2 separate regions of the Mus musculus genome follow, and region 1 is linked to region 2. The links are chromatin loops, found by intact Hi-C in ENCODE. Cell type or tissue: left cerebral cortex. All regions are shown on one strand. Links, peaks and the distances in the headings refer to the core of each region. The heading gives the core; the rest is flanking DNA.

What was found. Hi-C counts contacts between places; a loop is a spot of excess contacts. Peaks named below come from ENCODE experiments on the same cell type or tissue, not always from the same donor. Only the 100,000 strongest peaks of a DNase experiment are listed, where the experiment ranks them.
Region 1: a loop joins it to region 2, with 2.6 times the contacts of the local background. A loop is called at or near these places in 6 of 42 quality-filtered maps.

The regions. Positions count from the first base shown.
Region 1 is chr16:91,219,844-91,232,305 of GRCm38, reverse strand. Olig2 (oligodendrocyte transcription factor 2) reads right to left here and starts at 6,756. Exons shown (of 2, transcript NM_016967.2): 1 at 6,653-6,756; 2 at 3,629-5,961. The coding sequence starts at 5,906. The coding sequence ends at 4,935. Gm52261 (a long non-coding RNA gene) reads left to right here. Exons shown (of 2, transcript XR_003951962.1): 1 at 1-72; 2 at 689-3,727. In left cerebral cortex, for the core only: a CTCF peak has its summit at 7,408 (motif pointing left); DNase peaks (open chromatin) are centred at 5,605, 6,913 and 7,342; H3K4me3 peaks cover 2,219 bases; H3K27ac peaks cover 1,375 bases.
Region 2 is chr16:91,167,220-91,179,681 of GRCm38, reverse strand. All of the region lies in intron 1 of Gm41492 (a long non-coding RNA gene), which reads left to right. It also overlaps Gm9881. Among named protein-coding and RNA genes, the nearest start is that of Gm41492, 27 kb to the left of the region's middle. In left cerebral cortex, for the core only: no CTCF peak of the experiment used is centred there; no DNase peak of the experiment used is centred there.

The sequences.
Region 1 (12,462 bases), core at 5,188-9,187, 53 kb before region 2:
GAGGCGTCAGGGACAGATGGGGTCCAAGCACCTAGGGGGAGCACCCAAGAGCTTCCCTAAAGCCGGCTAAGGGTGTGTATGTGGGGCGGCGGGGTGGGGGTGGGGGGTGAGCAGCATCAGATTCGAGTTTCCCTGTTGGAGCTAAGCCAGTCCGGGATGGTGGGGGTGGGGGCTGGTATGGGTTCTGTCAGACAGACTCCTGCAGGACAAGCGTGCTGCCTGAGTTTCTGGTCAGTTTTTGTGTTAGTCTGTTGCCCTCACATAGATCTCTGGCCTGAACATGGGACAGTAGCACCGCTTCAGAGTTACTGCAGAAACGAGTTGACACACAAAGTTCTGTGCCCACTTTATCCACAGCCTGAACTACCACCTGCCTTCATTAACCTGCAGCCAGACAATTTAGCAGTGCAGCAATACGAACAGCCCAGCTCCTGGGAGAGAGCTGAGCGCGCACTTTGGGGTGGTGATCTCTATCTAGTGAGGATCACGGGGACCATGCTTTCTCCCTTACTTCTATTCCGGATGTCCCTACACTCTGACAGAGAATGAAGGAGTTACCTGGTTTGGTCATGCTAACTCTGGAAGTTATTGAGCCTTTCCTCAGCAGTGTGTGTGTGTGGGGGGGGGGGGGGTTAGGAGGGACAACTTAATTCTGTGAACAGCCAGGGCTGGTTCTGGTTCCCAACAGAGGTCTGCAGAGATGCTGAGAGACAGTTGCTCACCCACAAGATGTCTGGTGGCCCTTGATGGAGGACCTCCTCTGATCCCTTCTGGTACTGTATGGGGGGGGGTACAGAGAGGGGTGATTAAGCAAAAGTCTGCAGGAGTAAAAGGAGTTTAATACAGCTGGAGGGTGTTGGGGCCTAAGATGAGTTTGAGGGCAGCATCGGCATGGAGGTACTTAATTAATAATGTTCAGAGTTCTAAGCTGATTTTGCCCTAAGAAGAAACAGGCATTTCTCTATCATGGAGTACATGAGATTATCATCTGGGGGAGGGGAGGGTTAAACAGCACCATAGGTGGGCCTCTTGGTACAGGTCTGGAGTTCCAACTACTCAGGAAACTGAAGAAGAAAGATTGAATGTCCAAGGACTGCCCGGCTTACAGATGAGTTCAAAGCTACCTTGGGCCACTTAGTAAAAACCTGTCTCAAAATAAGTTTAAAAAGTAAGTAAATGAATGAGACAGCAGTAGAGGCGACTGCTTATCATTCACAAGATTCGATCCCAGACACCCAAACCAAACTACAAAGGAGCATTTACCCCATGAAGGAAAAGGAGGAAGGTCTTGCCTGGTTGGCTGATGGAGCACCAGATTGGGGTGTCCCTGGCACACTAAAGTCCTGGGCCTCCCTGGGAGTGAACCCTCTGCGCCACCCCCCCAGTGTGTTCCTCTGTTGGCATAGCCACATGGTCTGCCAGTTTGCTTTACCCCCTGTTCACTGTCACTAGTATGTGGAACTCCTCGGTGACATCAGAGATATCTTGTGGCTCAGGCAAATCCTCCAACACTGAGCCTGGGAAATCGGACCTTTTTCTATGACTTTTCACGGGAGAGTGGAGACCCTGGGGACAGTTGTAGGGGAGTTGTGGCTCTGCTCCTCTCCTGGGTGAGGCCCACTGAGCTCTGTCTACTCCATCTCCAGTTGAGCTTAAGCCTTAGCCAAAGTCTCTCAGATCATGTGTCTGACGAGTCCTCTGGGGGAGGGGGTGGGGGAGGGGGAGGGGGAGGGGTGGAGCTTGCCTGAAAGCTGAAGGATCACTAAGGCCACAAAGAGGGGCATGGCTGGGTAGAGGCATGGGTTAAGGACCCACAAAAGTCAATGTGGTCTGTCCCCTCTCAAGGTAGATCAACCACTGATCTGAGACATCTACCCTGACCCTCAGCAGCCTAGAGCTACCCTGGGAGAGGAGCTATCAGTGGTGGTTGGAGGTCTGTCATGCTTCCTGGTGAGCACTTCCCCCCAAGGCCAGGGAAGCTGGGAGCCCAGGGCTTTGAACAGCTGAGGCTAATGTCTCAGGGGAGGGTCCAGAGCCTGGCTGGACTTAACTCCCTCGTTGGTGGGGCTAGGAGGTTCTTAGCATGGACCCCGCCAAGATACTTAGGAACAGAGATGGCAAAGCAGACTTGATTTCTTTCATCGGAACAATTGCCTTCTGTGCCTAAGGCCTGGGCAGAGGCTTGCAAAGCACCGCTGGGTGAACAAGCTTCAGACACTGTGCCATTCCCCATCACTGCCCTCCAGGTTCTTAGCTAAGTGCTGGGGATTTCCCACTTCCTAGCATCCCTTGGTGTGTGTCTGCATCGAGGCCTGGACTCTGTCTCAAACACCGGACTTTGATTTTCAGTGGGATTTTGGAACAAACAGAACCAGACCTGCCGAACCCTGCCTTTTCTTGAGCTTAGTCTTCTCTTTCCTTTCTCCATTCCACATCTGCCTCCTAGTCTTAAGGAGGAAACAAATGAAGGCCTTTGTGATAAGCAAAGTAGGACCCACAGCACGCTGGGCACACCAGAGCCTGAAGTTCTGGCTAGCAGACAGGCGTTACCCACTGGAGGAAGGAGCCGTTCTTGTCCCAGAGCTAGCCTATGGGTCCACAGAAGGTCTTCCTTCACTAGGGTCCAAGTAACGCGTTCCTGAACCAGCCCAGCTGGGAGGAAAGAAACAAAACAAAACAAAACAAAACAAACAACAAAAAGAACTCTCAGTTTCCAAGTCTAGGTACCGTCTGCCAGTGATCACCCAACATGTCATCTGTTAAAGGATCTGATGCCCAGCATCAGGCTGACACTTCAGAAATTGGTGACAGAGGGGCGACTGGAACTGAATCTGCTTCAAGTTTTATCCAGGAAACTGAAGCTTTAAAAATTTTCTCTTAGAATCTCTCTTGAGAGTAAAACCCTACCTTTGCACCACTGTTTAGGATTCTAAGACACTCAGTGACTGTGAAAAGACAGAAGTTGCCCCAGAAAAATCCACAGCCCCCCCCCCCCCGCAAGAGAGCCGCCTCTAAAACCAGGAAGGTTCCCAGAGCCATAGGTTCCCAGCGCCCACACTTTGCCGGTGGCGGACGGGCAGGCTGAGAAAGGATGGAAGAGACTGGTGAATCCTCATCAAACACCCCTGCAGAGCTTTGCACAAAATTCCCAGGCTTTGCCGGTACACCGGGACCCAAGAGTCGGCTCAGCTGAATCCAGTGGTGCTGTGAGGCCCAGTGAACGCTCCTGAGCTTAGAGAAAAGAAACTCTTGGCTGAAGAGGGCTTTGTTAAAGCTCCCAGAACCTCCGCAGAGGCTCGGTCCCTGGCCCTGAAGGTCCAAAGTTCGGCACTCCTGGAAAGAAAATTCATTCTTGAACTAGCTCTATTTTCACTAGAAGGGGAAAGGGAGTTTCCAATTAGGCGTGCAAAATAAAAAAGCACAAGAAAGCTGTGATACACATCCGGAGAGCGTGCTCTTTTAAAGAAAACATGTGTTGGGGGAGGGAGGGAGTAGTAAAAATCCCTTATCTTTCTCCATGGCTAAGCCAGCAAAACGAGCTACAAATCCGTCCCCAGAGGAATCGCTGTCCCTAGCGTCTCCTTGTCCCTCCCCCGTAACTCCCTCACACAAACTGAAAACACCTGCCTTGCTTTAAATTTTATTTAAAATCTCAACACTCCATCATTTGTTTCGTTTTATGCAACCAAACAAGTAATAAATATTATTTAGCACTTCTTTTTCTTTACAAAAATAAAACAGGTGATAGATACACTCTGCAGGGGCAGCGCGGAAGAGGTGGAAGGTTAGGAGGCAGGCGCAGTAAAGCCCACGTTGTAATGCAGGTCGCGCCAGGGAGCGCGCATGAAGGGGTTTGCCCCTCGTGTTAACGGTGGCAAAAGGTGTGTGTGTGGGAGGGCAACGACACAGAAAGAAAACAGCGGGCTTAGACGGAGGGGGGAGTCACGTGAACAAAGAGCTTCGCATCGCGCATTTCGTTGATATTATATTTACACACACAAGAAATTATTAAAAACCCAACAGAATACCCCCTCCCAAAAAGCTCAAACTATATTCACAGCAACTTTTTGATGTTGTTCTTTTGTCAAGCCCCCAGGTACCAAAAAACAGCGTCCCCAGTCGGGTAAGAAACCAATTGATGTGTGCTTAGAATGTGTGTTGCGTGAGTGTGTGTGTGCGTGTGTGTGGGGGGAGATCTATTTAAAAATAAGACCCAAAAAGGATTCCGTTCCATATCGGGACTTTTGGGATTATTCCATTCCACAAGTGCTATTTTAAGCGTCTGTAAAGCTTGCTCCTGTGCTCTGAAAAGGAACATTCACAGATTTGTTAGGAAACCACAAATCAACAGGAGAGACAACAGGAGGGAAGGCCACACTTCTGAGACCACAGGACCCTAAGTGCTTCTGATACCCACGCCAGCGTCTACTAACTTAGTGCCTGGCCCTGGGCCAGGGATGAACCTGCAGGGTGAGGCCCAGAGGTCGCTTCTGCAGTGCGGTTCCTGGGAGTCTCCTACCCCGCCTGAAGTGGGGGAAAGAAGTCAAGTGCAGTGCTCTGCGTCTCGTCTAAGCCCAGACAGGGAGTCAATCTTTGTACACCGGAAAGTTAGTTTTTAGACTTCCTGGGGGTGCAGGCAGGAAGTTCCAGGGATGAAAGTACCCGCGCGTTGTGGCCGTTTTGTACAATGGCGCCTCCCAGACCCTTGGAGTGTTCAGCCAAAGAGTCAACCAGGTTCTGGAACGAACGCATCTCTCCATCGCTTCAAATGCTCCCATTGCTTCGGTTCCCATATATTCGACTCCCCATAATCCCCTAGGCCCAGCCCGTGGTCCAGCTCCCCTTCTTGCAACAGAGCCCCGGAGCCCCAGCGCTGGCCTGTCCGCGCTGCTCCGCAGCCCTTGGCTCTCCAGGACGCACCCCCGCTGGCCGGCTCACTTGGCGTCGGAGGTGAGGCGCGGCAAGGTGCCGGCGCCCATAGCCGACACGTGGTGGTGCGGCGGCGGCACCTGGCACATGCTGCAGGGGCACGGCATGCCGCCCCAGTGCTGGAAGCCACCGCTGCCACCGCTGCCTCCACCCCCGCCTCCGAGAGGGGCGGCTGCGGCTGCCGACGGTGACTTGAGCAGGCCGTGCGGAGGCCGGATGGATCCGACCGAGGACAGCCCGGAGCCCGGTAGAGAGGCGCTGGACACCGCTGCGGCGGCGGCGGCTGCGGCGGCGGCGGCGGCTGCGGGAGGGAGGATGGGGTGGTGCACGGCCGGGTGGTGCGCGGCGTGCGCGGCGGCCGCGGGGTGCGCCGTGGCGGTGGGTAGAGGCGCCGAGTGTGCCAGCCCGCCACAGGCCGATGGGTGGAAGCCGGCGTGGTGACCCCCGTAGATCTCGCTCACCAGTCGCTTCATCTCCTCCAGCGAGTTGGTGAGCATGAGGATGTAGTTTCGCGCCAGCAGCAGCGTGGCGATCTTGGAGAGCTTGCGCACCGACGGCCCGTGCGCGTAAGGCATGACCTCCCGCAGGCCGTCCATGGCGATGTTGAGGTCGTGCATGCGCTTGCGTTCGCGGCTGTTGATCTTCAGGCGCAGCTGCTGCAGCTCGGGCTCAGTCATCTGCTTCTTGTCTTTCTTGGTGGAAGACGTGGCCGCCGAGGACGTGGACGAGGAGGTGCTGGAGGAAGATGACTTGAAGCCACCGCCGCCCAGTTTGTCCCCGGGATGCGCGCCTGACGCGCCCATGGCCCCTCGTAGCTCGGAGCTCAGCTCTGGCGGGCAGTCGCTCGGCGTGGACGAGGACACAGTCCCTCCTGTGAAGCCGCTGCTGCTTCCCCCCTTGCTCCGGGCGGGCAGAAAAAGATCATCGGGTTCTGGGGACGATGGGCGACTAGACACCAGGCTGGCGTCCGAGTCCATGGCCCCAGGGATGATCTAAGCTCTCGAATGATCCTTCTTTTTTCAACCTTCCGAACTTGAGGAGAGAACCAGACAGATACACAGACACAGACACACACATACACAGAGACAGACAGACAGACACACAGGGTGTGGAGAAAGAAGTGAGACAATCGCCGTCCCCGCCTGCACGGCAGCTCCAGGAACCCGCAAAGGTGGTTGGCATCTACGCCGCGGCAGTCTGGCCTTCTAGCAGCCCGGGGCATGCAAGTTATCCTAATCTCTCTCCTCCCCACTCATCCACCGGTTACTTTATTTCAGGGACTTCTGGGTGGCCCTCAATGAGGGACATTCTAGAGGTTTTATTTCTTCAGTCCGGCCTGGAATAAATGAGGACTTTTCTCTGGACCGGAGATCTGAATAGAGAAGTATTTTCTATCTGGTGCTCAGACGCATCTGCCTTTAACGCCATCTACACACGCAGCAAACGCCGGCAAGCGTGAACACACGCACTGGCAGCCCGCATTGGATTCACTTTCTAAGCGCTGGTTCTACGACCGCGCGGCTAGCTTGCGGACTCGCAACAGGAGTTATTGGAGCCTGGGATGCTGCGGTGAGTGTAGACACCCAGGCAGTCATTAGTACCTATTGGGGCGGGATCTCGGCCAGTAGGCCAGCACTGTAGGGTGCATCCTAAATCCTAGCCACTTTGGAGAAGTCGGTCTTCGGGGTTTAGGCTGGAGCAGTTAAGGGGCGGGGACACTTACTGTGAATTAGATTTGAGGTGCTCGCTGCGGAGGAGAACCTGGCTCTGGGCGCTGGTGTTGGCTCGGTCTGTAATAAGCATCCACACCTTTCGGGGTTCCGCTGGTTTTTATAGCTGGGTGGAGGCAGCAGCGACGGCGGTGGCGGTGGTCCGGGCGGGGGGCGGGAACAATGTGCTTTTCCTGGAGGGGCAGAGGCGCCAATGAGCTGGGCCGGCCCGAGGGGCTGCGAAGCTGATGTCACCCGGCTAATTCCGCTCAATGAAACCCGCCGGGCCCGGCACACGCCTCCTCTCAGCACACAGCCAATGGGCGCCCGCGGTAGAGAGATTCGCGAGGAGGGATGGGAGGAGGGACCTGGGCAGGGAGAGGAAAGGGCGAGCTGAAGAAGCGGGTGGGCTAGCGGGGCTGCTAAAGAAGTCTGGGGACCCTGGCAGAGAGGGAACGCCTGCAACTTTCAATATAAATATTGTCACTGTAGCGTCAGGCCAGGGTACGGAGTGAGACGGGGAATCTGCAAACTCGTCCGATGGCCAACCAGTTCTATGGCTGAGAATGAACACCGAGGTTGCTTGCCACACCTGGAGTTTTTGCTAGCCCTCCCGCCTCCTCCTGTTTCCCGCTGCCGACCTATCGAGTGATTTTCATCAAACTGTGACCATTTGTGGTTGCATAAGAAAACACTAGCGGCGCAGAAGGCCCCCACTCCCTTAGCTCCTTTCTACTTAGTGGCAGTTGCTGCAGCTTTGGGGACAGGCGGTAGCGCCCCCAGGTGGGGGCATGGCCTTGGAGAGCACGGGGCGGGCAAGGAAGCAGAGAAAGGTTCTTAGCACTCTGGGAAGAAATCGCAATTCATTATAAAGTTTAGATTGTGTAGAAGCTCCGGAGAGCTATTTTCAATACAGTCAAAGCGCCAACGCATCGATGGTTAACGACTTCCACCTCATTCATTTTCAGGGAAACCCAGCCACTGAACTTCCAACATCTTGGTGCCCAAGCCTTGGAGTAGAGGCAACATTATTTGCAAAGAATTATCGGAGGCTCTCCGCTGTGGATGGGAGTTGATACTTGAAACACACTCCTAGCTGCCTTGGGACGTCTTTTATAGGTAGCAGCCTCTCTCTCTCTCTCTCTCTCTCTCTCTCTCTCTCTCTCTCTCTCACACACACACACACACACACACACACACACACACACATACAAAGCTGAGAAACTGGATCTGGGTGAATTGCCTGGGGAAGTCTAGAGATAACTATACACTCACCCATTTTATGGAAGTGAAAACCTAGGAATTGATTTCAGCAAGCCTCCAGGAGAAAATACGGCCAGGCCCATACAGGTGACCCTGCCTACCGTGGATGGATGCGAGCAATTGGCAGTGCCCAAGCATGGGGGCAGTAGGTTGTATCCCCACCCCCAACTGTTTCTCACATCCGGACATTTCCAGCTCAAATGCGTTTTGTTTGTTTGTTGGGATATTTATTTTTTACAGATCTCGGGTGCTACCTCTCCTCCACCCCCCAAACATAAGCGCCAATTCCTTCTCACGGAGTTTTAACGGTCTTTTCTCGTTACTTCTCATTGCTTGGTATTTGAATTCGCATATGTAGTTTTAACAAGCAAGCAGACAAACAGTAATTGGTCTTCTTGTAGCAAAGTCAGAACAGGCATGAAAACTCAGGCGATTGCTCCTCATTTCGTGCTAAGTTCTCCCCCGCCCCCCCCCCTGGGGTCCACCCTCGAGTGTCAGTGGGCTGGCGCGTTTGCCCCTCATCTCGTGCCTTCTGAAGCATTGTTTTCCGACCCGCGTGTTTCCCAGCTGGCTCTGCAGCCATCCGTTAAATATGTATTTAAAACATGAAGAATTGAAGCGTGGTGATAATGTCGCCCAACGGTTATGAGGATGACCCATAACCGTTCAATTAGCAGAATCTGTCACACGGGGCTTGTGGTGGGGATTAGGAGCTTGGGCATGTGAGGACCACTCTTGGGCCTTCGTTGGCAAACCGCAGAGAGGGCGTACGTGGGGGTGAGCTCTGTGGGGCCACCAGCTGGGATGTGGATCTCCAAAGTCCCTAACAAACCTCAGGCGGTACAATATGCGGGAGATAGGTTGCAGCCACCCAGGCTAGTGTGACTGCCCGGAGCATCCGAGCGCCCAGGTTCCTTCTTTTGTTGCGTTCTACTGGTTTGTCTCTTCTGCGTCCGGAAGTCTGCGGGAGAACTGCCTGACATTCTGTACACTTGGTCCAGTAGCTGGAGTTGGAGACCCGGACGAAAGTTGGGGAAACCTTTCTACAGCGGCGAGCCTGGAAAAGGAGCCGGAAGGCAAGAGCGCAGCGCTAGCTGGCTCTGCGTCCCCCACCCCCACCCCCAGCCTTTCCACTTCCCCTAGCCCTGTGGCTAGCGTAGCAGCCTGGTTAGCTAACTAGCTTGTCCCAGCAGTTCCAGGCATCTGGTGGTCCTCACTCTCTAAGTCGGAAGCTTTGACGGGCAGCTCCCAACTGTCTCCTTCTCCTCTCAGCTGCCTTCTCTTCGTCTGAGAGCTGCTTGCCGCCTGAGGGCCATCTGTGTCCCTTGGTCTCTGGCTCTGAGGCAAGTCAGAGGCTGGACACAATTCCGTGCGTCTCCTTTACTCCTCCCACCCCATCGGAAACTAGTCGGGGTTAGCCCCCGCTTGTCCTTCTTGGTCCGAGAGATACTTTTCGCCGGTGTCAGGATCTAGCTCCTGCCTGTGTGTCCTGGGTGGGCCCTAGAGACGCGTTTCCAACCAACACACGCAGCTGGACCAATATGCCTTCCCTGGGAATGGAGAGTTCACTTGCCTAGGCTAATCGGCAGGCCGGGCTCCGGGAGTTCCTGGCTTGCCTAGGCGTCCTGAGCTGTTGGCCTCCTCCTTCAAAACGGAAGACGTGTTTTTCCCTCTCCTTTGTGTTGCCTTTGCACAAAAGGCCGGGTGCGTGTAAGGGCCGGCCTTTGCTCCGCAGCCTGGCGGCCCAGGAGGAGCCAGTGCCAAACCGGCTGGGGCGACTCTCGCGGGGCTCCAGGGCGCAGACCTCCCACCGATTCCCTGGTTCCCTATTTGGTCCTGGCTCTCCCCCTTCCTTTCCCTTCCTTCCTTCCTTCCTTCCTTCCTTCCTTCCTACTAGCATTCAGGCAGCGATTCTGCCTGGCTGCCAAGAAGAGCGGTGTCCTTGCGCAGAATCCTCCCGGGGTGGCGGTGGCAGGCAAGGCTTCTGGCACCGGAGAGTGGGGGTGAGGACTGGAGGTCCGGAAGCCAGAAGGACTGTAGAATGGCAGCTTTGGAGCTCAACCGTGTGCGGTAAGACACTCCAGGAGTCAGAACCCGGCGGAGCTTGGCAAAACTCAGCGTGAAGCCCCAGCCGGACCTCGCCAGGGTTTTGTACGTCTGCCTGCCTGGCTGGCAGGTGGCGTGCATGCGCGCGGTGAATGTTTCCAAAGGCCTTCTCAAGCAATTGTGCAAGGACTAGTAACAGTAAAACAGTGCATCTGTGGGCAAGGATCTATTGGTGTATTCAATAAACAGGTCATTTCTGTACTCCGAATTGTGGGGTGTGAGTGAGCCTTTAGAATGGCAGAGCTGGTGATTGCTTCAAGGTTATCTGAGCTGCGCCCCCCAACACCCCGCCCCCTCCCCCGCACGCGTTCAGCCGGTTTTGACTGGCTCTTTCAGTTACTCTCTAGCTGGCCCTAAAGAGAAGCATCGCTCCCATTTTACAAAGAGAAAACTAAGTCTTGGAGAGACGTGAGCTACTTTCCCAGGTCCCAGCCACCTGCTCTTAATGATCCTGGCCACTGAAATGCATCTCTGTCCTGATCCAAGTTCTTGGTGGGATGACATCCGGGTAGCACTGGACAAGGATGGAAATGAACTTCTGTTGGGCTCAGCACACAAACTGGTTGCCCAGTTCCCCTCTTTGGCGTTGGCATTGAAGGGTCATTGTTCCCATTTTACAGATACCACTGATTAGAAGTCAATGTTGGGGTTGGGTTCCAAGTCCTCCACAGCTTTGTTCTAAACTTCCATTCTCTTCCCTGCTTTTGCCAGGTGTCCAGGAGTTACTTGGCCTCTGCTTCTTTGACCAAAGTCAGGAATGGTTCACTGCTCCGGAGCTAATCTCCTGCCTCCTCAGAATTATTCCAGTGTGTGCGATGTGGAGGTTTAGGTGGGGGAGTCCAGGCTTCCAAGCACTTATGGGAAGCATCCCCCTCCTTTGACAAGTCCTGTGTGCCCTTTTAGTTGTAAAGTGGATTTAGCCAGTGCAGACTGGATTCTAGAGAAGCAACTAGTTTCTGGGAGCAGAGGAGACCCACCCAGGCTAACAAGAGGTGATAATTCCCTCTATTGGGTTTCGTGAATAAGAGGCACTTGTACTATTTCCAGCACCTCCCTGGTAGGGTAGACCCAGGAGCACCCCACATACTGAGGAAGTGGAGCCCATTACCACTGCTTGCCACTCTTCTCTGGCGAGGTGGGGGGTTGGGGGGTGTGGACAAAACCGCAGCAACTGTTGCACCCAGCTGCGGGCTGCAAGTTGCATTTCAGCCCGAGGGGCCCTGACCTCCCTTGCTTCTCCCCCTTTCCACGGACCCATTCTCAGGAGTAGAATGTTCAAGGCTCTTTTCTCACCTTTGTACACAGACTCCTCCTATCCCTTTGTGGTCACCCCACCCCCACCCCACCTTCCTCTGGGGCCCAGCCCTTCCCCCACCCTGAGCTTCAGGTCACCCAGCACTCCCACACTCTCGCCCCTTCTTCCTTTTCCGAGCTCCTTCCGCAGGCTGGAGCTCACTGAGCCCCGCATTCCCGGGATAGAGGTGAGTCAGTACCACTAAGTGGGGGTTAGTGGTGCGATGGCCACACTGAGTTTTATGCACGCGCCACATAGACAACAGCGTTAACTAGGTTTCCCCCATCTAGTTAACCTAGTTCCCAAGAGATTTAATGAGGTCTAAGGTTGCCCCTCGGATCACGGGGTGGGAGGTGGGGGGGGGGGCGCGAAGCTGGGAGTTGCAGCATCTCCCCTTAAGGCAAGTGAAGACCTCGTCAGACCTGAGCTCAACTACCAGGCTCTCCCAAGGCGAAGTGAGCCACCTGCTGTTTCCTCGGAGCCCTGGTCCGGGGAAGCAGAGATGGGTTCAGGCTGCTGCCCCTTGGCTTCAGGCCAAGCCGAACCACTGGGGGTCGCGGGGGGGGGGGCGAAGGGAGACAACGACAATGGACAGGAATGAGATGCAGCTGCGGTGGTGCAGGACAGGACGAGTGAGTGACTGAGGTAAAGTTCTTGAACGCCTGGCTCGGTGGGAACCCATAAACCTGTGTAAATTCGGAGCCCCGTGGAATTCTGGCCACCTGAGCCACGCAGCGCAGGAGCGAAGCTGCCGGAGTCCACCGCAATCATCGCTGCTCCTGGTCCGCGGTTAGCAGCAGCTTCACTTCCGAGGGGTGGCGGCAGCCGCCAGTCGCTGAGCAGCACTTGGAAGCCCAGAATCACGGAGACAGGTGCAGAGAGAAACTGAGGCTGGGCTCGTGTCGCTCTTCCGTTCTAATACCCCGCTCCCTCCCGCCTTTCAGTTCTGTTGATCCATTGCTCTCCAACACACTTACCTGCATTTTCATTTTGGCTTTGCCTCGCTTTAGCAACGTGCCCCTTCAGGATAGCTGTGAGCTTTAGGAGAGCTCTCCTAGGCAGCCCACGCCTCTCCAGGTGCGTGCGATCCTTGGACCAGGGTGTTTGCTGCCCACAGGCTCACTCAGAACCGAAGAAACAATCGACACTAAGAAGGAATCC
Region 2 (12,462 bases), core at 5,219-9,218:
CCTTGCTTTACCATCTTTCCTGCCCGCTGGCTGCTCTCCTGCCTCCTCTCATGAGTGTGTGCATGAGAGATTTGAAGTGAAGCACAGATACAAATTGTGTGCAGTACATACTGCACAAGTATATGTGTACATATATATTATATATATACATATATATATGTATATGCAGTAATTATATAGTCAACCCAAAGAACTATTTTTTTTTTCAAGACAGGGTTTCTCTGTATAACCCTAACTGTCCTGGAACTCACTCCATCGTAGAACAGGCTGGCCTCAAACTCAGAAATCTGCCTGCCTCTGCCTCCCAAGTACTGGGATTAAAGGCGTGCACTACCACTCTCCGGCTAAGAACTATAATTTTTGTTCCAGACGCCTTGTAATTTTATCTTTGAAAATAATCTTAAAAACAAAACGGTAGAAACAGTACATAGCAGGTGTGCAGTGAACTTCTGTAAGCCCATCCCCTTGAGGGATGGAGGCAGAAAGATCAGGAGTTTGAGTCCAGCCTCTACTTAAAGAGTTTGGGCTAGCCTGGGCTACATGAGACCCTGCTTTTAAAAATATAAACGTAAAAAGAAACAGTATATAGACAATGCAGGCGGGGAGCAGTTAGAGACTTAGAGAATATGATGATTCTGCCCATATTGCCAGTATTCTGATCAAACATCTGTTCTGTTCTGTCCCTGCCCTCGTCAACAGCAACATGGTCCGACCTAGGAAAGTTACAACTTCAGACCTGACAGAAAGGCTGCCTCCACTGTTGACAGTCCTCCTTCCAAAGCCTTCCAGAGGCCATTCTGTTTCCTCCAACTCTGTCGTCTATAGCTGTCCTATGGTGATTGTCAGACACTTTGCTCTGAGGACATGACCTACTCCCTCCACCCCAGGTTCAGACATCTCTTTTGTTGGCCTGTGGGGCCAATCTATTTCAGGAGCTAAAACTTTTGGGAGCTGGGAGGAAAGCCGAGAAGGCAGATAGGAGAGAACACAGTGGGGAAAGTGCTTGTCCCGGAAATGTGAGGACCAGCATTCACATCTTGAAATGTCAAGCCTCCGGCTCAGTGAGCAACCACAAGTCTTAAATAAGGTAGAAAGTGATTGAAGAAGATGCCCCATGTTAGCCTTGGGTCCCCATGCATGCATATGCATGTGTGTGCATCAGTATGTGCATGTGAACACACACACAGACACATACACACATACACACACACCCTCACAACCCTCCCCCTTTTTTGTAAGAGGAGGGAAAGATCAAGAGGCAACTGCATAGATTATGATGGTAAAGCTCTGATCTCCCCAAAGCTTCCCCATTGCTCCAAGGGGTAACAGGGCCCAGACCTTAGCAGGCCCTGAGACCTTAGCACAACTGACTCCATGATGGGCATGCCATTCTGGCTATAAACTCAGCACATAGACAGCACCACCCTCCAAACGAAAACAAAGGCCAAATCCATCAACGTCCATAGTTGTGGGGAAGCCTCCAAATGTACTACTAACCTTGCTTTTTGACTTCTGTAATTTCCCTCCTGGCTAACTGTCCTTGTTAACTCAAGTATGTCAACCTAGGATATGTTTTTTTTTTTATTTTTATTTTTATTGTGCTTAAAAGCTCATCCTGAGAAAGGCTCAGTGCTACACTAGGTTCCTGAACACCTAGTGTAGTCACTGGCCGGCTAATAAAGACTTTGGTTAGCTTGATCCATGTGTAAGCAGTCTCCTGCGGTAGATACCCAACGCTGGGCCCACACACACTCTAGCCTCTGTAGAACCCCTTTTCATTTCTCCTTAGATTATCTAAGGCTTTAATGAATAGAGATGATATGCCACACCCTGCCCTGGGCACGGCGAATACAGCCATGAATGAACAGGCAAACCCTTGCATGCACTGGCCTTATACAAGACCAGAGCAGGTGGAGACGAACAGTATTGTGTCCTTCCACATTTCTTCCTTGCTGTTGGTGTGCCAGGCTGTCAAAGCACAGGGTAGGTGAAAAGCAGTGTTAAGATCGGGGTCCCAGCCCATGTTTCCTTGATGAAGGAGATGGTCCTTGCTTGTCCAAACGGCTTTATTCATGGCAGATGAGAATGCATGCCACTTACTCAGGGTGAACCAGAGATTGCAGGAAGGGATGGCCAGAAAGGGAAGCTCATTGGCCAAACACTCAGGGCCTATCTAGATACCTCCTTAGCATGGAGAACTCTGTGCTCTATGGTATGTGACCGGTTGTCATGGTCCGCTTAGTGGGCTGTTGTGGGCACGTGCTCCAGGACCGGGACTGGTTGTGAGCTAGTTTGGACGCCGGCCATTCTCAATTAGGAGATTACCTTGAGTTCTGAGCTACCTTCCCGGGTCTTCTGTCTGGTGGCACGGTCCCCTGTCTCACGGTAGGGGACAGACTACTCTCAAGCTTTTGAATTCCACTAAGGCCTGCGCTCACCTTAAAGGATGGAGTTCTTCAGTTGGCTTCCAGAAAAAGTCTCCAGACTGTTCACTAGTGATTCTTTCAGTTTGAAATCAACCCTGCACTTGGGCAGAAGCGGCTGGGTCTTCTGTCAACAATGTAATGGACCAACATAACCCCCCTGACCAAAGCAACACGTGCCCTGCGAAGAGGCATGCTAGCTTACAAGCAAGCTCTCTCTCCTCTCTCACAGATTCTCCTATAATTGTTGGGGGATGGGATTTTGAGCTTGTAGCTCCTGTCCTCCACACTCTAAAAAGCCCGGTGTCATAGTATTGGCTTCTGTGTATGGCAGGCAGAGAAGCCCTGGTCTGTAACATGTTGGTAGTTATAGCCCCCTTACCTGATTACCCTAACAACAAAGTCAGTACCTAGCTCTTATGATTTGGACTGTAAGTGTCCCCTGTGTTCAAGGCTTGATCCAAGAGCAACAGTGTTCAGAGGGCAGTCTTTAGGGGTGATTAGATCAAGAGTGTTTGGGCCTCTTGAGTGGACCAGTCCATTGATAGAGTCACAGCCCAGTGGATTTCCGGGGAGGGGCTTCGGAGCTTATTTTTTTACAGACAGTATTTTCCAACAATATATTATATATTGTTAAAATATAATATATATTGTATATTAGATTATAAATGTAGAATGTATGTTAAATATATATAATATATATGTTAAGAGGAAAAACTACATAAAGTGTTGTAAATGGGGAGAAACTTGTGGCTGAAGATAGAAAAGTGGGTGTAGATAAAAATCTCTGTCAGGGACCTACCTAATGGTGTGTTGGGGAGAGGGTAGCCTGGAACAGGCAGGGACCTATTTAATGGTGTGTGGAGAGGGTAGCCTGGGGCAGGCTGTTTTCCAAAAGCCTGAAAGGCAGGATCGGCTTTATTCTGTTGGAGCTCATACTCCAAGAGGATGCTCCCAGTCTGAAGACAGCTGTGGTCCAGGTGAATCTTACCTTTCACCCCTTATCCTGCTGTGTAGATGTAGCTCCAGGAGCAGGGCTGTGAGCTGTTCCCTCCTCTGGGTTAATGGCCCATGGCGGTGTGCTGGAAATGGCAGAGTGTAATATAAAGAGGCTGAGTTGTTTGTTTAAACAGTCAAGTGACAAATTATTTAATTAGTGCATATGCCGTTTATGGCGGCAGCTGTGATCATTGGTGCTAATTGCAATGCAGCCTTAATTTATTGTAGGTCTATTGCAGGGGCCATGCTAATGCGGTCATTATAAATGGCCATTACAGCCCTGCCCTGTGCTTGAAAACAGCAATTTCCCCTCGTGGGGAACACTCCTCTTCCCGGCCAGCGTAAGCTGTAAGCAGCTACGTGTGCCTTCCAGGAATGGGCACGGTATAGGAAACGTGTTCTTTTAGATCTTCCCCTAATCACTTGGGCCAGTTTGCTGCAGAAACCACTGATCCTACACTTGAGTGTGACCACACCATGAAGGATAGTGGACAGCGGCTTCCTGAACTATCTGACCATGAGATCTGGGCTCCTCAGATGCCTGCTATTTGCAGAGACACTTTCAATCTCCAGTACTGTAAAGGAGACGCATTGTGGAGGCCCACACCTGGGGAACTCCGGACCATGCACATATATGCTTATTTATGGAAATATGTCCCTGTGGCCAGAAGGGCTTCTGCAAAGTGAACGCAAGCATGGGTGATGCAAAGTAGCCCCGAGAAGGCTGCGGAGATGGCTCAATCCGTAAAACATTTGCTGTGTGATCATGGAAACCCAAATCTGGGTCCTGAGCACCTAAGACTGGGCGTGGTATGAGCCAGCCTCCTAGCTTGGGGGCGCTGAAGCAGTGAGACCTGGGTTCAGTGAGAGACCCTATCTGGAAAAGTGAGGTTATGCCATATATTTAACCCTGCCCCTAATATGTACACACATAGGCCTGGTGCAGGTTCGAGAGGCTGCCACCCAGTTGGCTCCAGTGCAGGTCCACGAGGCTGCCATGCAGTAGACTCCCATGGAGGTCTCTGATGCTACCCAGTTGGCTCAATTGAAGGCTGGGGAAGCCTTTGCCCAGCACCCTTCAGGGGAGCCCTATTAGGTTGTCACCCACTGAAATCTTTGAGGCTGCCACCCGGAGGCATTCTGTAGATGTCTCGAAGGCCTTGCCCCAGAATTGTCCTGAGGCTTTCGAGTGGGAGACCCAGAGTTCTTTGAATGGCAGCTATGTTGTAATTCAGCCTCCGAGGGCTGCCTGGGAACCATTTATCATGTTATAAATGCATCTCTGGTGTGAGCAGGTGCACACCTGAAAGTGCAGAACAGTAGGAGTAAAGCCTACTCAGTAAGGCTTTAAACCTCAGCCTGCCTAAGACCCCCTTCATCTTTCTTTCTGGTTGTTTTGGCCCCTAGGAATTGGGAAGGACTGAACAGAGCTGTTTTTGTTTCCCCCTGTGTTAAATATTTGCAAACACAATTTAAAGTATTCTAATAAAAAAACTGCATCTCCCCCCCCCCCCAAAAAAAAAGCAATAGTGCTGACCAGGGAGTTCAGTCTGGCTTAAAAGCATAAATAAAGCCATGTAGAGCCCACTGGCAGGGACAGCACTGGATTGTCTGGGCTCGCTAGCAACGTCTCCTTGCACGGACTGGAAATCAGGCTGTTTACTGTAGCATAGCTGGGTGTGGGAAGCACATGTTTACTGGCAAGGCCCAGAGGCCCCTTTCTCTGATTCCTTCCATTTCCCTACCATCTTCAGAATGGCCTGAGACAGATTGGGGAGGTTGTCTGTCCCTCTCCAGCTGGTGAGGAGGGGGCGCTTGAACCCTGGAAACAGGGTTGATAAAATACAGGGCAAATCTGGATTCCAAGTTCATCGTTTTAATGTTTTGTTGTTTTTATGAGACAGATCTGGCCCGGCATCCCGAGTGTTTATTTGTTAAATTGAGCAGTCTGGGTGAGGACAAACCTAGCTCTTTCTGGAATCTGTGGCTGCTAACCACTACTGACTGCCTCCATCCACAAACCACATGGCCAACCCCTATATCTGGACACTTACCCTCTGGAGCCACCTGGCAGCTGAGTGCCAGTCCTGCACATGTTGCCTGGGAGTCCTCTGGCCACCCTCCCCTTTTGTCTCCATCCCTGCCAGGAAATGCCTGCTGGTGAGAGCCGGGGCCCCTTCCCCTCTGCCAGGTCCCCCACCTTCCTTCCTCAGCCACTACCTCAGATAAAAGACTTTATTAAATCAGGCAAACATCAGCCCCACAGCTCAGCTGTAAGTTAACCAGGCAACGGGGAGAGTGGATAAAAGTCCCCTGTGGTAGCATGGAGCATAAAAGGAGGCCCAGGCAGTTGGGGCGGGGGAGGACACCACAGAGGGGACAGTAGCCAGGTCCTGGCCCTAATTTTCAGGTGGCCACTGGTCAGAACTGTCAGCTGTGTCTGTCCCCAAAGCAGCAAATTGAAAACTGCAAATGTAACTGCATTCTTTTTTATTTCCTTGCCCCGCCTCCACCTCCCCCACTTTTCTCTTTCTTTCTTTTTTTTTTCTTTTACTTTTTTTTTTTTTTTTTTTTTGTCAATGCAGAATACAGGGCCACTGCCAAAAACATATCCCACACAATCAAACATCAGATGGTGACTCCTTTCCCACAGCTTGCGTGATTGAAAACACTGAAATTATACCCATGTTTTCCCCGGCGAATCCCCTGGTGTCCTTGCGGAGGCCGGGCCGGCGCTGGCTCTTGTTCGTCTGCTTTTTGTTCCTGGGTTCGCCGTGTTTTTAGTGCTGGAGACCATTCAGCCAGCATTCAGCATTGTATGTCACTTCACGTATGGTTCATCCGTTCCCAATGTGTGCATGTACCCAGAAAATGCAGCTTTTCATTATGTATTCTCCATGTAACAGAAAAGATTAAGATATAAGCCTGGTGAATGCGGGGGGAATTAGTTGGACGGATGAATAAAGGAGAAAATGAATCTAGAATGATGTGGATTTGGTCTAATGATTGTGGGAGGGCGTTAAGAACTTGCTGGTAGGTTTCAGCGCCTTTAATCCTGGGCTGTGTGTGTATTTTGGCAGGAGAAACGCTCCATCTCTAAGGGTATCGTCAGAGACACAGGCTTGCATGCGCTTGCACTAGAGTGTGTGCACACTCATATCCATGTACACACACTTTTATAGAAACACCTCTAAACAGGCAGGCGAAAGACTTTCTTAAACCAAGTCTCCAAGTCTAAAGGTCCCCAAGCTATCTGTAGAGGTTTTTTGTTGTTGTTGTCGTTGTTTGTTTGTTTTTGTTTTTAAATCCCATATTTCAATGTCCAGTTTTTAAAATACAGCCAGGAAAACGTCTAGTCTGTGGTGTTTTCCCTTTGTGTTCCATCGTAATTCATTCATCTGGGCTTAGGTACAGGATCCAGGCTGAGAAAGGTCTCAGCTAAGACTCCATCACTGAACGCCTGTCAAAGCTAAAATGCTCTTAGCTGCTTGTTACATTGGCACCCAAACTGGGGACTCCCAACAAGCCACGATCATTTATCCTTCATACGCCCAGCGCCACTTGAGACTCACACTGTGGTTAATTAAAACTGCCGCTAACGGACAGAGCAAAGTCTTCAGTCGTCAGCTGTGAAAGACGTTGCATGTTTAATTGTTTAATAGCATTTACTTAAAGGTTGAATAGGAAGTCCACACAGAGAGAAATCAGATTTAGGCTTGCTTCCTCCATTGCTTTCCAGAGAAACTTTTTTTTTCAGACAATTTTGATTGAAAATTAAGATTTGCATCACAATGGAGATATTTAGGCTTCAGAGACCTCTTGGTCAGACCCTAGCTTTCCAGTTCATCTTAAAGGCTCCGGAGGATCTTTTCAGCTTCAGGCCAGAGGAGGCTCTGTCCCTTGCTCGCTCATTGTGGTAACTTCACAAGGCAGGCTCCTTCTGGCAAAGCCTGTGTGACCATCTCATATTGGGAGGGGCCGAGCCATACTGCTGTTACCCAGCCAAGTGCCTACGCCAGTTGTCACTTGATTCACAGATACTTTGATGGGCAGATAGGCACATGTTAGACTATCCAATTAATTCACATCAAAAACAAGCCTTTCAGAGATTAACAGAGTCAGACAAAAGCTAAATCCTTGCATTGTTGTATATTCGGTGTATTTTGGCGTCCCGGGCATATGTGAGGTCTACAACGTGAACAGTTTTCTTTCCTGGAGGAAAAAAGAAGCATTTGAAGACGCCACGTCCTATCAGTGAGCAGTTGCGTTGATTTTCCCCGTCTTGGTTGAAATGACTCGGCTTTTGCTTCTAACCCATAATATGAAGACTGCTTGAAAGATTTAGCCGCTTGTTTTATATGATTCCATAGCTTAGTCTCATTTATTAGTGTGTGTGTGTGTGTGTGTGTGTGTGTGTGAGTGTGTGTGTGTGTGTGAGTGTGTGTGTGTGTGTGAGTGTGTGTGTGAGTGAGAGTGTGTGTGTGTATGTGTGTGTGGTGTGTGTGTGAGTGTGTGTGTGTGTGAGAGTGTGTGTGTGAGTGTGTGTGTGTGTGAGTGTGTGTATGTGTGTGTGAGTGAGTGTGTGAGTGTGTGTGTGTATGTGTGTGTGAGTGTGTGTGAGTGTGTGAGTGTGTGTGTGAGTGTGTGTGTGAGAGTGTGTGTGTGTGTGTGTGTGTGTGTGTGTGTGTAGGTAGGTCAGAGGGCAGCTTCTGAAGTCAGCTCCGTCCTCCATTGTGGGGTATGTTACCTGGCTTATAAGGTAGTGTGTGTTTAACAGATTTAAAAGTGCCATCTTGCCAGCCCTCTTTTTCTGATTTTAAAACTTTTTTTTTGTTTTTTTTGGTTTTTTTTTTTTTTTGTGGAAACCTCTGCTTTCTTGTTTGCTTTACTTTTCGACACTGAGGAGTGACCCCAGAGTCTTCTTGCAATGCCACACACAGGTTCTACCTTCAGCTTCCCGAGGTTTATTTTCTGTGACTGGAAATGTAAGATCTTTCTGACCCCGCCCCCACACACCTCATTTCTGCTAACTTTTCTCCCACACGTCCTAACAATCCTACTGACTAGGTTGAAGCTGTGAAAACTCAGTCTCTATGACTTGTGCTTGCTACACGCCCCGCCCCCTTAGGTTCCAAATTCTGTTTCCCTCAGCCTATCCCAAGACTGGGTCTTGGGATAGCGAATCAGAGTGTTGCCTGTTTCGCACATCCATTTTTTGTCCACGTTGATTATTTTATTTTATTTTATTTTTTGAGACAGGGTTTCTCTGTATAGCCCTGGCTGTCCTGGAACTCACTCTGTAGACCAGGCTGATATCTTCTGATAAAGAGGCTGATCGATGGGGGTCCTGTCCTCATACCTACCGTAAAAATGTAATGAACTAGGAGGCTTTCTTGGCTGTTGTGTCCACCCTGGGTAACAGATTATGATGTCCAGCCACCGCCTGGTTGTTACTAGTCATTTTATGAGTTGGTCTAATCCACTCCGGCTCACTCATTTGCTACCCAAGTCCCTCGTATCTTTTTTTTCCCTCTTGGGTCCCCTGTATGTGGCCTGTGGAGGCATAAAACCTTTCCTCCAGTCTAAAATCTGCTCTAATTTTCCTCAGCATTTTACTTTAAAAGATATTTATATTATGAGAGTGTTTTGCCTGCATGTATGTATATGTTTGTACCCTGTGAATACCTGTAGCTACAGAGATCAGAAGAGGCCATTGGGTCCCCTGGAACTATATATAGATGGTTGTGAGCCGCCCCGTGGGTGCTGGGTCCCACTCAAGAGCAACAAGTGCTCTAACCATTTTGCCATCTCTCTGTCCTTACTCTACCCATTTAATCCCCCCTCCTTCCCTCCACCCTTCACTCCCTCCCTCCCTCCTTCCCCCTCTTCAGCTAGAAACTTCAATTATATTTTAGAATCCCCACAAACAGGTTGCTATTGCGTTAAACAACGCACGGGCACGCACAAGGTGGTGTTGACAGAAAACTTAGATCATAATTTGCCTGACAGGACAAAGCAGACATGCCCCCTGCTTTGTCCTTGTGTGTATTTGCGGGGATGACAAGTGTTGTGGCTTCCAAAGTGTCTTTCTGTGCTAAACACAGGGCTGGACCGTGGAAAATCAAAAAACAAACTGGCCATTTGGGAGGGCGGTCAGTCTCGGCGCAGCGGGGAGGAATGGGCGGTCAGTCTCGGCGCAGTGGGGAGGAATGTGCCCTGAGCCTGTTATCTCGTGCTTACTTCCGCCTCTCCACGGCTTCCAAGGTAACGGATGGAGAGGGTCACCCACCTCCAGTCTCTCAGCGGTACTGAAGCCGCAGAAGCTTTCTCTCTGGGAAGCAGAAAGGAAACCTGTTGGCTTTTGGAGCCTCCCATAGAGATGAAAGGGGAATTAAATGGTATCACCCCTGTGCCATCGCCAAAGCAAAACCGGGTCGCTTTATCCGGGCTCTTCGGAGCTCTTTAAGGCTTGAAGGTCTGGATTGAAATCCATATAATACATTCATTCACTAAGTCAAGATTAATAGCATGGGCCGTGTGTCCTGGGGGAGAGCTTCCAGAAGGCACTGGGAAATAAACCCGGTCTGCCTTTGAAATACTTCCCATAAGGCACAGGTCAGGGGAAAAAAATCGATTTTATTTTATTTTATTTTATTCCCTAATAACAATTCCTTTGTCATCTCATTTAAATTCATGTGTTTTTTCCCCTCCTGTATAGACACATTTTGCCAGGTCTCTTCCATCTCAAATATTGCTGAGTCAAATACCACTTAGAATGGACTGCTAGTGGGTGGTATCCGCCTTCATTTCCCCCCTTCTGTCACCCCGTCCTAAGGGTCACTCTTATCTTTGTTACCTCTCCATGGTTTCCCCACAATACCAGCAATAGCTGTATTTAGCAACCAGAAGTGATATAAGCTTATTTTGAAAACACGTTTTCAAATCAAATCAGAAAGAATACACTTTGACTCATAGTAGATTTGATATTAAATTATCTCAGTCTGAACCATTGATTTTGTTTGCTTTCTGCTTTGCCCTGGAACCAGACTATGATAAAAAACAAACAAACAAACAAACAAACAAATAACAGAAGCTGACAATGATTGCTAAAGAAAATGATTCTCTGCCAGTAGTACAAAGAAGAAGAAATTTGCCCCAGAATATAAAATTTGATAACCTCCTTCCCTGACAAAACTGTGTCCCCAAAGGGCTCTTTCCATGAGCAAAAACTTGCCAAGGTTCAGAAAGTTCTCTGCCTTTCACTTCCTTTGTATCTACACATGTTTAATGTTACGCTTTGTATCTATACATGGGCCATGTTTAATGTTACGTTTTGCTCTTTGGAAAGATTTATGTTCAAAAGGCCCCACACAGAAGTCAGTGCCTTTGGGCTCATTCTAAACCAGTCAGTGCTACATAGTTTTTGCTCTGGATTACAGGTTAACCAGTAAGTCTCAGATGGGGCAGCAGTGTAATCCTCCAAGAGCCCCTCCCCCCCCCCCCCCCCCCACACACACACACAGCAAATTTTCTCTCTACCCTTGTACTTTCTAGCCAGCTTGGGTGAATAGCATATTGATGTAGCCTGCTTCTTAGCTTGCAAGCAAGTCGTTCTCTTTCAGAAGCCATGGGTACCGGGGAGGCAGGTTCTGCATCTCAGGGCAAAGGACAGAAGAGGTGAGCACCTGGGTCGAGCGCAGCCTGGTGCGAGTCCTTCTTACTATGAGTGGGTTTTAGTGTTGCTGTGTGCTGTTCTACTGGTGCCTGATTAATCCTGCTGGTCGCTAGGGGTAAACCCGGGTTTTATCTGATCTAGGAACAAAACTTTCCCCCTCTTGGACAGAAGGTGGTCTGGGCAGGTCAGGGTATGGGTCACTGGGAGGGCGGCCTGAGGAAGCCTGCGTTTTTCACAGCAACCACTTATTACAATTAGTTTAAAAAGAGTGAGAGAGAGAGAGAGAGAGAGAGAGAGAAAAGCCAACATGGGTTGAATTGACACTTTTCTGAGTCTGGACAGTGCAATTGTTCTGGAAAACAATGCTCACATCTTTGTTTGAAAGTGGAAAAAGAAAAAGAAAAAAAATTTTAAAGAAAATAAGAGTAGTAAGAGAACAATGTATTTCAAGCAGCAAATCTGTGCCCGAGTGTGGAGGGAGCCCTTTGAGGGTTTCATTGGCTTCGGTGTCTGGAACTCCAGCTCCCCCTCTGCACTGAATCCAAATGCTTTGCTCGAAAACACAGGAATGGAAGCAATATCCCAGCCAGCTCCCCACGGGTTGACAAACTACTCCCAGAATCTAAACTGAAGAAGAATTTGGTGACACAGGTACAGTCCCAGAGGTGATGCCATTGAAGTAAGAAACCATCTGGATAACCCAGGGTATGAGAAGACTTGCACTAATGTATCTAGAGTCCCTGTTAGGTGGACTTAAGAGGTATAAGGTGCTATGTGGCCACACAGTCTCAGAAAACTCACAGTGGGTGTTAAATGTCATCACAAGAATGAGAACTAAAGCCGGGTGGTAGTGGCGCATGCCTTTAATCCCAGCACTTGAGAGGCAGAGGCAGGCAGATTTCTGAGTTCGAGGCCAGCCTGGTCTACTGGTCTACAGAGTGAGTTCCAGGTCAGCCAGGACTGCACAGAGAAACCCTGTCTCGAAAACAAAACAAAACAAAACAAGAATGAGACCTAAAGAACCACAGTGCATTTGTAAATTGTCTTGTCTTACCCATCCCACCCTATACATTTTCTTCCAATTCATATGGTATGTGCCAAGCATTCAGTTTTATCTGGCAATAAATAAATAAAAATGTAATAGGAGAGAAAAATAACTTGGAAGCATATTGAGTCCTGAGACCGCCCTTGAGCCCAGAAATCAGGTACCCCTAGCCCAGTTCTGCTTTGCTTTGTCTTCTGTAGGGACACCCACTTTCAGGCCACCACAGAGCCACTCGGAATAATGCTATCGTGTCCTCAGACCAGCTTCCTGCTAAGCATGCCCTTGAGGCTGAGTTCTAGACAGGAGACCATGGAAGGGAG